2 separate regions of the Homo sapiens genome follow, and region 1 is linked to region 2. Evidence: chromatin contacts called from ENCODE Hi-C or POLR2A ChIA-PET data. All regions are on one chromosome and are shown on one strand. Each heading gives the region's core, a stretch centred on a gene start or an enhancer-like site at or near the end of the contact. The rest is flanking DNA. Distances are from core to core; before and after follow the strand shown. Region 1 overlaps RASA2 (RAS p21 protein activator 2). Region 2 overlaps ZBTB38 (zinc finger and BTB domain containing 38).

Region 1 (5,122 bases), core at 2,375-4,874, 130 kb after region 2:
CAGTTAGAGGCTTTGTTTTTCTATCATGTCCACATATTGTAAGGTCAGGGAGTAGAGTAGATATTACTCTCCTATTGCTGCTCCAGACTGTAACTTATTCTCATCAATTGTGAACCCCAGCTCCTTTGAGGTATTCTATCTGTATATAAATATGTCTGTTTGCTACTATATATAATATTTATTTCATTAATTTTTTCTGACCTCTTTGAAAGAAGATTGCATATGTATGACTCTTAATATATCAGTATGTATTTCCTAAGAATAAGGAATATTATCTTAAATAACTCCAGTACAGTTACCAAATTCAGGAAGTTTAACATTGTTACAATACTTTTTAAAAATCTATAGTTATTTTCTAATATTTTAATCTGCAGTTATTATATTCCACTTTTGTTAACTGTCCCAATGATGTCTATTAAGGCGTTTTTTTCCTTCTAAGAAAGGATCTGCTCCAAGATTATGTTTTATGTTTAGTTGACATGTCTCTTTAATCTCCTTTAACATGGAATAGTTTTTTGCTTTTCTTTGATTGTATTAACATTTTTTAAGAATATAAACCAGTTTTTTTTTTTTTAATGTTTCTCAATTTGGATTTACCTACTAAAAATAGTTCAAGATCTGTTTGCAGCTTTTTCTCCACAGACTGACTCTGTAGACCAACTGAGAGCATATGGTGAAAGTATCTGGATTAGGTCTTCCACTCCTCCCTCCCCTGCTTCAGTTTAATTATAATAGTCATTTGAAATATAGTTAGTTTGGTTGGTTTGGTTTGTTTGCATTCAATTTAAGGGTTTTTTTGTGCCCCTTCCCCCCAATTTAAGTTTTTTCCCCCATCCTTCTAGGCTTAATTTTATTTTTGAATAGAATATTTGCATGATTTCAAAAATCAAAACTATAACAAAAGGCGTTACTCAGAGATGTGTGTAGTTCAGTTCCCTCTCCCCACACCCAGCTCCAAGCAACCATGATCTGATTTCTGTCCCTACAGTTTTTGCCTTTTCCAAAGTGTTATTTGAACAAAAGTATATGATATGTCTTTTTTGTGTCTGCTGTCTTTCACTTAGCATAATGCTTTTGAGATTCATCCACACTGTACGTATATCATTTCCTTTTTGGTGTGTTATTTGTTTCTTGCCATAATTTGGTAGATACTGTTATCCTCATTTTGCAGATGACAAAACTGATGCCCATATTGGTTAAATAAGCCTAATTTCACACAGGAAGTGTTGGAGGCTGGCAGTTTGATTTTTTTCCCCCAACTTTAAAATTTTGAAATAATTACAGATTTACAGAAAGTTGTAAGGATAGTACAGAGAGGTCCTGTGTACCCTTCATTCTTTTTCCCTCAGTGGGTACATCTTGCATGACTATAGCACAATACCAAAACCAGGAAATTTACATTGGCATAATGTATGTATATAGTTATAGATCATTTTATCATGTGTGTTGATTTGTGTAACTACCACCACCAAGATACGAAACTCTTCTGTCACCATAAAGATATCTCTCATCCCATAGCTTTATAGTCATAACCACTCCTCTCTTCTAACCCTTGGCAACCTCTAATCTGTCTTTATATCTATAATTTTGTCATTTCAAGAATGTTATGTGAATGGAATCTTATAATATGTGACCTTTTGAGATTGGCTTTTTTTACTCAGATCTATCTGAATGACTGTGTGTAGTTTTTTGTAGACAGAATATAGTTGGGTCACTTTTTTAAAAAAATCATTTTTGCCAATCTCTGTCTTTTTTTGGTGAGTTTTTTCCATTTATTTTTAATGTAATTATTGAATATTAGGCTTAAATATGCCATTTTTTGTTTGTTTTCTGTTTGTCTCCTATTTTATAGTTTTCTGTTTTCTTTTTCCTGTGGGTTACTTGAACACTTTTTAGAATTCCATTTTGATTTATTTATATTGTGTTTTTAAAAAATCTATGGTCTCTTTGTATAGATTTTTTTTTAGTGGTTGCTCTAGGTATTACATTATACATGCATAACTAATCATAATGTACTGATGTCAACATTTTACCAATTAGAATAAAATGTATGTACTTTACCTTTCTTTAAATCCCTTTACCCTCCCCCATTTGTAATATACTTTGTCTTAAATATTTTGTCTACATATATTGAGAACCACATCAAACAATGTTATAATTTTTGCTTCAGCCATCTAACACAGTTGAAAAGAGTTAGAGGAAAAGGAAAGTGTAAGTCTGTTGTCTCTACCCACATTTTTGCCCTTTCCATGTTATTTTTTTCCTTTCTGATGTTTCACGATTCCTTCTGTGATTAAGTGTATAGAGTTTCCTCTTAACATTCTTTTAGAGTAAGTCTCTTGGTGATACATTCTCTTGGTTTTCCTTCATCTCAGAAGGTCTTGATTTCCTCTTCATTTGTAAAAGATAATTATACTAGATATAGAATTCTGAGTGGACAGTTCTTTTCTTTCCACATTTGAAAATGTACCACTTCCTTGTGTCCTCGATGGTTTCTGATGTGAAGTTCATTGTCATTCAAATTGTTTTTCCCTATAGGTAACACACCGTTTTTCTCTGGCTTCTTTTAAGGTTGTTCTTTGCCTTTAGATTTCTTTTCTTTTTTCTTTCTTTCTTTCTTTTTTCTTTTTTTTTTTTTTTTTGATATGGAGTCTAGTTCTGTCACTCAGGCTGGAGTGCATTGGTGTGATCTCAGCTCACTGCAACCTCTGCCTCCCGGATTCAAGCGATTTTCATGCCTCAGCCTCCTAAGTAGCTGGAATTACAGGCATGCACCACCATGCCCAGCTAATTTTTACATTTTTAGTAGAAACAGGGTTTCGCCATATTGGCCAGGCTGCTCTCGAACTCCTGGCCTGAAGTGATCCTTCTGCCTTGGCCTCCCAAAGTCCTGGGGTTATAGGTGTAAGCCACCACGCCCAGCCTGCCTTTAGATTTCTATATGTTTTAGCTTGATTGTGATGTATCCTGGAATAGATTTATTTAATTTATCCTGTTTGGGGTTCGCTCAGCTTCTTGACTATGTATATTTATGTCTTTTGCCAGATTTGGGGAATTTTCAACCATTATTTCTTCTATTAATTCTTTATCACCTCTGCTATCTTTCTCTTCTTCTTTCAGAACGCCAGTGGCACAAATGTTAGGTCTTTTTTTTACAGTCCCAGAGGTCCCCCTGAGGCTTTGTCCTTTGCTTTTCCCCCCAGTCTATTTTCCCTCTGTTGTTCAAATTGGGTGATTTCTATTGTTATGTCTTCAAGTTCACTGATTCTTTCCTCTGTCTTCTTCATTCTTCTGTTTAGCTTATCTGTTGAGTTTTTTATTTTGGTTATTTATATTTTTAAGTTCTAAAATTTATATTTGATTCTTCTTTATAACTTTTTTCCTTTGGTGAGAGTTTCTTTTGCAGAGACTTTCTTGTTTTTTTGTTTCAAACATATTCATAATTGTTCATTGCATTATTCACAATAGCAAAGACATGGAATCAACTTAAATGGCCATCAATCGCAGACTGGATAAAGAAAATGCAGTACATACATGCCATGGAATACTAGCCGTAAAAAAGAAAGAGATCATATCCTTTGCAGGAACATAGGCGGAGCTGAAGGCCATTATCCTTAGCAGACTAACGCAGAAACAGAAAATGAAACCAAATACTGCACGTGCTCACTTATAGTGGGAGCTAAATGATGAGAATGCATGGACACATAGAGAAGAACAACAGACGTTAGGGCCTACCAGAGGGTGGAGAGTAGGAGGAGGGAGAGGATCAGGAACAATAACTAATGGGTGCTAGCCTTAATACCTAAGTGACAAAATAATCTGTACAACAAACCCTTGTGACACAAGTTTGCCTATATAACAGACCTGCACATGTACCCCTGAACTTAAGTTAAAAAGAAATTGCTCATTGAATTATTTTTATGATGGCTGCTTTCAGATCCATGTCACATAATCATAACAATCATGTCATCTTGGTGTTAGTGTCTTGTGTTAGTCCATTCTCACATTGCTATAAAGAAATACCTGAGACTGGGTAATTTATAAAGAAGTTTAATTCACTCATGGTTCTGCAGGCTGTACAGGAAGCATGGCAGCATCTGCTTCTGGGGAGGCCTCAGGAAGCTTCCAATCATAACAAACACCAAGCGGGAGCAGGTGTCCTACATGGCAGGAGCAGGAACAGGAGAGAGAGTGGGGAGGTACTACATACTTTTTTTTTTTTTTTTTTTTTGAGATGGAGTCTCACTCTGTCGACCAGGCTGGGGTGCAGTGACACGACCTCCACCTCCTGGGTTCAAGTGATTCTCCTGCCTCAGCCTCCGAGTAGCTGGGATTACAGGTGTGCACCACCAGACCTGGCTAATTTTTGTATTTTTAGTAGAGTTGGGGTTTCATCATGTTGGTCAGGCTGGTCTCGAACTCTTGACCTCGTGATGTGCCCACCTCAGCCTCCCAAAGTGCTGGGATTACAGGCATGAGCCACCAAGCCTGGCCCTCTTTTAGTTATTTTTAAATGTATAATAAATTATTGTTGTCTGTAGTCACCTTCTTATGCTGTTAAATACGAGATCTTATCCATTATATCTAACTATATTTTTGTACCCTCACTTCCCGTCCCAGCCCCTGGAAAACTTTGTTCTACTCTCTGTTATCATGAGTTCAATTGTTTGAGTTTTTAGCTCCCACAAGTGAGACCATACGAGGTTTGTCTTTCTGTGCCTGGTTTATTTCACTTAACGTAATGATCTCCAGTTCCATCCCTGTTATTTTGAATGACAGGACCTGATTCTTTTTTGTGACTGAAAAGTACTCCATTATGTATATATACCACATTTTCTTTATCAGTTCGCCTGTTGATGGACACTTAGATTGCTTCCAATTCTTGACTATTGTGAATAGTGCCACAGTAACCATGAGAGCGCAGATACCTCTTCAATATACTGATTCCCTTTCTTTAGTGGGATTGCTGGATCATGTGGTAGCTCTATTTTTAGTTTTTTGAGGAACCTCCAAACTGTTCTCCATAGTGGTTTTATTAATTTACATTGCCACCAGCAGTGTACAAGGGTTCCCTTTTCTCCATATCCTCACCAATATTTGTTACGCATGTCTTTTGGATAAA
Region 2 (4,899 bases), core at 623-3,122:
AATTTTTCCTGTGAAGGTCTAGCAATTCTGGAGTGTCTTCAGCGACTACACAGTGTAAAGCAACTTTTTGCACAGAAGCACCATAAATTACCTAAATGGAAATTTGCTTCTAAGTGAAGTTCTTACCCTGTCTGTTGGATATTTAGTATTGTCAATATTTGTTTTTGTTTTTGACATTTTCAGGAAACCAAGAGCTTTTTGTCACATTTGAAGAATCTCTTTTAAGAGTTTCTTTTCTATTTATAATGCGTTTCTGATAAGAAGATTTGCACCTTTCTCTATTTTAGAAAATACTTTTTGAGGTCTTTTGTTTTTCCTTTTATGAAGTTTAAATAGTTGTCTTAACCTCCAATCCTAGCAACTCCCTTACATTAAAAATGACCTATATTTTTTTTCTCCCATGAGGTTCCTTTGCTCAGAGAGAATAAGAAAAGTTCTGGTAATTAGTCACTGTGGTATTCTGTAAACAAATACTTTGGAAGCTATGATTTATGTTACTGGTCGGGAAGAAAAAAAAATGGTTTTGTGTATCTCTAGACGATTACCCTTGTGAAAGGCAAGTGCCTCGTATTCCCAAAAGGTCTCTTGGGTGCCCTGTTTGTTGTGTTAAGGTCTCTCAAAGCCGGTGGCCATTTTCTGCGAGCTGAATCCCTGTGTGAAACTCCTCCCACTGTGAGGTCTACGAGCATTTGTTTTCTAAAATGAAAGCACAGGCAGAAACTCAAGCTATTCTACAGAACAGTCTGTTCTTTTGATTTTTTTTTTTTTAGATCAGTATATTTAAAGCATAATTTTTCTAAACAACATATTGCGAGTGTTTACCTGCAGTGGTTTGGAGTTTGTTTGGGGAGTTTTAATTATTTTTTAATGTAGACAACTTATTTACCAACATCATTGCTCCTTCTGCTCAGATAATTCTACCCTAAACCAGGTGAATAGGGGAACTATGTAGGCACCTGACTACTGCCAGAAACTTTCCTTCTGTTTCTATTACCTTTCTTTTGGGGTGAAATTGGCAACAGCTCACTGGAACTTAGCTCCCTTAATATTCTTTCTCCCTCCCACAATTTTTTCCACTCGGTTTTTTTTTTTTATCTGAACCATTGTTCATCCATTTGAAACACTGGCCAGAGTTTTTGTCGCTTTTCCATAGTAGGAAAGCCTTTGTGCCTCTCTTTGTACCTCAGACCTACTGGTGGGCTTGCCGGACAGCTCTGCCAAGCGCCTGCGTCTCCTGAGCCTATGAAGAGGCGACTTTCACAATCCTGTGCTGCCTTCGAGCTCTGTGCTGCCAGGCCTGGCCTCCCTCCAGAGGTCGTAGTGTTGCCAGCAGTGGCTTCAAACTGGAAACATGGGAGGAGGAATTGTGGGAAATGGGGAAGAAGAAAATGTTTGTGCAGGGAAAGTGTGTACGTGGACTTAAATAAATATCTGAGGGCCCAGGCCCATACAGATGATCTCTGTACGCTGGTATTTTGCGCCTGGAGCCAGGTGTCTGTTGACAGTGGGGAGGAGGTGGGGAAGACCCAGCCGGCCGAGAGCCTCAGCCACCTTCCTGCAGGAGGTCCTCACACCCCAGACGGTCAGAATGCTCCCCAGACTGAGGAATCAGCTGCACATCCCCCTGATGTCTCTAAAGCTGAAATCTGCTTCCTGGGTTTAGCCACCATTTTCATTGAGCAGTTCTGAGGATTCCTTGTGGGTACTTGTGATCTTGGTGGAGATGCTTCATGGTGTTGACCCTATTGTTTTGAATACCTGACAGCTGGATGGTCCAGGCCCTATTTCTATGATCTGTTTTTTGGAACTGTTGTATTTGTGTGACACAGTGATGGAGCATGATGTCAACTCCCACATACTGTAACCCAGGAAGGAGCATGATGTCAGCTCAGGATACCGGAACCGATAAAAACTCAGTGAGTGTTGCTTCCCCCGTTACACACCTGCTCATGATGACTTGTGGGATGCTTGTTTTAAAGGAGAGCTGAGTGCCTCTGATAGAAAATCTGATTTCATGAAATGCTTATTAGGAGTTAAGTACCCCTTTTTCTTGAAGCTTGAACAGACTTTATCATTAATGTGACTGACTGGAGCAAAGTGAAGAGTTTGATACCTGCCACTCTGTCTCTGAAGATTTACGTAGAGAAATTTTCCCCATAGGAATGGACAAACTAAAGGGATCCTTAAGAAATAGTATGTCACCCAAATATATTCTGTGGTAAGGCTTCTCAACACCTGTTCTTCATTAGGACGGAGCACTCTGAGAGTTTTGAAAACTTGAATACTGACATCTCATCATTTAAATTTTAGAAGGACAATGACTCACAGTACAGAGATTAAAATTTCACAGGCAGAACAAAACCTACATGTGATTTATACTTACGTTTTTATAGACTAAGATCTAAAACTCACATACATACAGGAACAGGAAAGTAATATGAACATCAAATGTGGGCTTGGTATAAGAAGGTAAGCAAGTGGTTAGATTGTGGCAAACTGGAGGTTTGAAACTTTTTCACACAGATAGGGGCCTGATGAGAGCGTCTGCAGGCCGAATGGAGCCTATGGACTGCTTCTTGCATGCCAGTTGCACGCCATTTGACTCAGTCCGCTGATCCGAATTCCCTCAGTGGCAACCTGCCCAGTCTTCTCCTGCAGAGCGTTGGGCTTGAAGCTGTCTAAGGCCCAGCCCAGGGAAAAGTAAAGACCATTGAACCTTCTCCATGTCACCACAAATAAGTCAGCCACTTCAGATATAACTATGTCCATTTCATACAGGCAAAGTAATTATGTCAGTGGGGTCAGTAGCAGAGCATAGTATTTGTGTCCAGGGACATCTGGAAGGCATCAGACAGAGCAGCCCTGACTAAGTTGCCCAGTGCTCGGTGTACTGATCCCAGGGTGAGACAGGAAGAACATCAGAGGAAGCCCCTCTGTGTCCAGGCATGTCCGTCTTAAGGCAGCCAGATGGAACCAAGCCTGCAGAGGCTAACCTGGATGGCATCAGGTGATGGATGACAGCAAGGGACAGCAGATACGTCCTGGTGTACTTGGTCTTTGGTATGTTTGGTCCAAGGATGTTTTCTGAAATATCAAACAGTGACTCCTTAACTAGGCCTAGACTGGGACAATCTGAGGATTGTCCTCTCTGCCTCTGTTGACACTTTATTGACCTTCCACACACCCTGGAATTTACAGTGCTTTCCCTCTTTTCTGCATATCTTTTAACCCTGCCCTTTCTTTCTCGGTGCTGAGTCATAATGTCTTTGACGCACATAGCACAGGGCCTGGGATGTAAAAGGTGCTCAGTCAATGTTAGCTTTTCTTGTTTCTGGCATCATCATCATCATCTTCTCCATTCTAGCTATTATTTCACCAGAGGTCAGGGAACTTGGTTTCCCTACACTCCATTTAAACCACATCTTCAGGGGTACCTCAGCCATCTCCACCCTGACATAGATGAAGACGGACCAGACATACAAGAACCTTTTCTGGAATCTGTCCTGTTTACGTCACCCATTTTCGTTGTAGGAGTTGGGCTTTTATTAGAAATGCAAGTTTCTGCCATTATAAGTCAAGTTGTAGGGCTTATGCTGTGTGGGCTGGACTCTAGGGGGGCCAGGGTGGAATCATTCTAGAAACTTGTTCCAGGATGACTTGACCAAAGAAAAGCCATCAGATGCTGTTGCAGTGGAGTCCTGACATTTGCTACCCCCAGTGTGGTCCTCAGACTGGCAGCATGGACATCCTCTGGGAGTCCGTTAGAAATACAGAGCCTCGAGCCCTACCCCAGACCCGCTGTGTCAGAAAATGCACTTAACAAGATCCTCAGCTGACTTACACACATTGACATTTGAGGAGTGCTGCTCTAGACACTCTGGCGAAGCACAGAGACAGACTGACATAGAGATTGGCCTATGTAAGATTGTGGACTTGCTAACTAGGAGGTGCATTGGAGGCTTTGGTCTTAGGCGGTGGGGTTGAGGGTTGTGCCTTTTAAGCCCTGCTGTAGAAATGTATGATGGGGTGATTGACCACATTAAGAATCTGATTCTGAAGACTCTTGTTGTCCCCTGGTTGTGACTTTAATCTTATAGTGCCTCATTCCTTTCCACCATCTCCAGCCCCCACTGACCTTCTGGCCTTGGAAACCCTGTTGCCAAGCAGGGAAGGTCCTATTTTAGGGGACAGAAAACCTTTGTGTATCAGGGAACTGACATAAATAATTATAATGTAGGATTTTAATGGTGGAACGTGTATCAGTATAAAAACGAGGGGTGGTCTGCTCTCAGTGAATTTTTATGGGACCCTTGTAGGTGGTGAAAAGGGAGGTGTAGCTGAACTTCTTTAATGTTCATGGCTGAGGGCATTGCCTGCTCCTGAGAAAACAACGGGAAAGACAGAAATAATTAATCCCATGCTGCCATGGTGACCTGTCTGGACTGGAAACTACTAGGGTGGTGAGAAAAGGGCTGCAGAATCTTAGAGAGGAAATTCCAGCTTCATATTACATTAATCTAGTTTAAAAATGAATTAAAAGCCTTTTCAGCCCTTCCAAGTTCTTGCCTACATTTTGAGGGCAGCATGGCCTGGCTTTTTGTGAATTTATGGTTGTTGTGATTTTTTTCCATTCCGTGGAGTACTCTCAGGTGGTCCTTTGCCCTGGACTCACAGTGGCCTGGGGTCCCTTGAGCAGAACACAACTTGGGAGTGCAGCTGGATATCTTAGGAGTCTCTGAGCTGGCTCGCTCTCCCTTCCTCTCTTCTTCCTCTTCCTACCACTGTCAGGAAGCTTAGCGTGGAGTTCTGGATCCCAGCTCCCTCTCACATTCATTCATGTGAGCTACTGCCATGGTGTCAGTAATGGGTTGAATGGCTGCACCCCAAAAGATGTGTCCA

The links. A loop is a pair of places that touch in the nucleus more often than their neighbours do. ChIA-PET counts read pairs that join two places held with the same protein, here RNA polymerase II (POLR2A). Pooled maps may share reads with other maps.
Region 1: a loop to region 2 is called in a pooled map, with 5 times the contacts of the local background. The contact joins two enhancer-like sites. A Hi-C loop is called at or near these places in 9 of 50 pooled maps. POLR2A ChIA-PET finds 5 or more read pairs at or near these places in 3 of 52 experiments (A673 and activated T-cell).

The regions. Positions count from the first base shown.
Region 1 is chr3:141,541,252-141,546,373 of GRCh38, forward strand. All of the region lies in intron 5 of RASA2 (RAS p21 protein activator 2), which reads left to right. Among named protein-coding and RNA genes, the nearest start is that of RASA2-IT1, 19 kb to the left of the region's middle. Within about 2 kb of position 3,625, at least 3 of the 41 ENCODE cell types and tissues checked have a DNase peak (open chromatin) inside an H3K27ac peak, as active enhancers do.
Region 2 is chr3:141,411,724-141,416,622 of GRCh38, forward strand. All of the region lies in intron 5 of ZBTB38 (zinc finger and BTB domain containing 38), which reads left to right. Among named protein-coding and RNA genes, the nearest start is that of ZBTB38, 46 kb to the left of the region's middle. Within about 2 kb of position 1,873, at least 34 of the 41 ENCODE cell types and tissues checked have a DNase peak (open chromatin) inside an H3K27ac peak, as active enhancers do.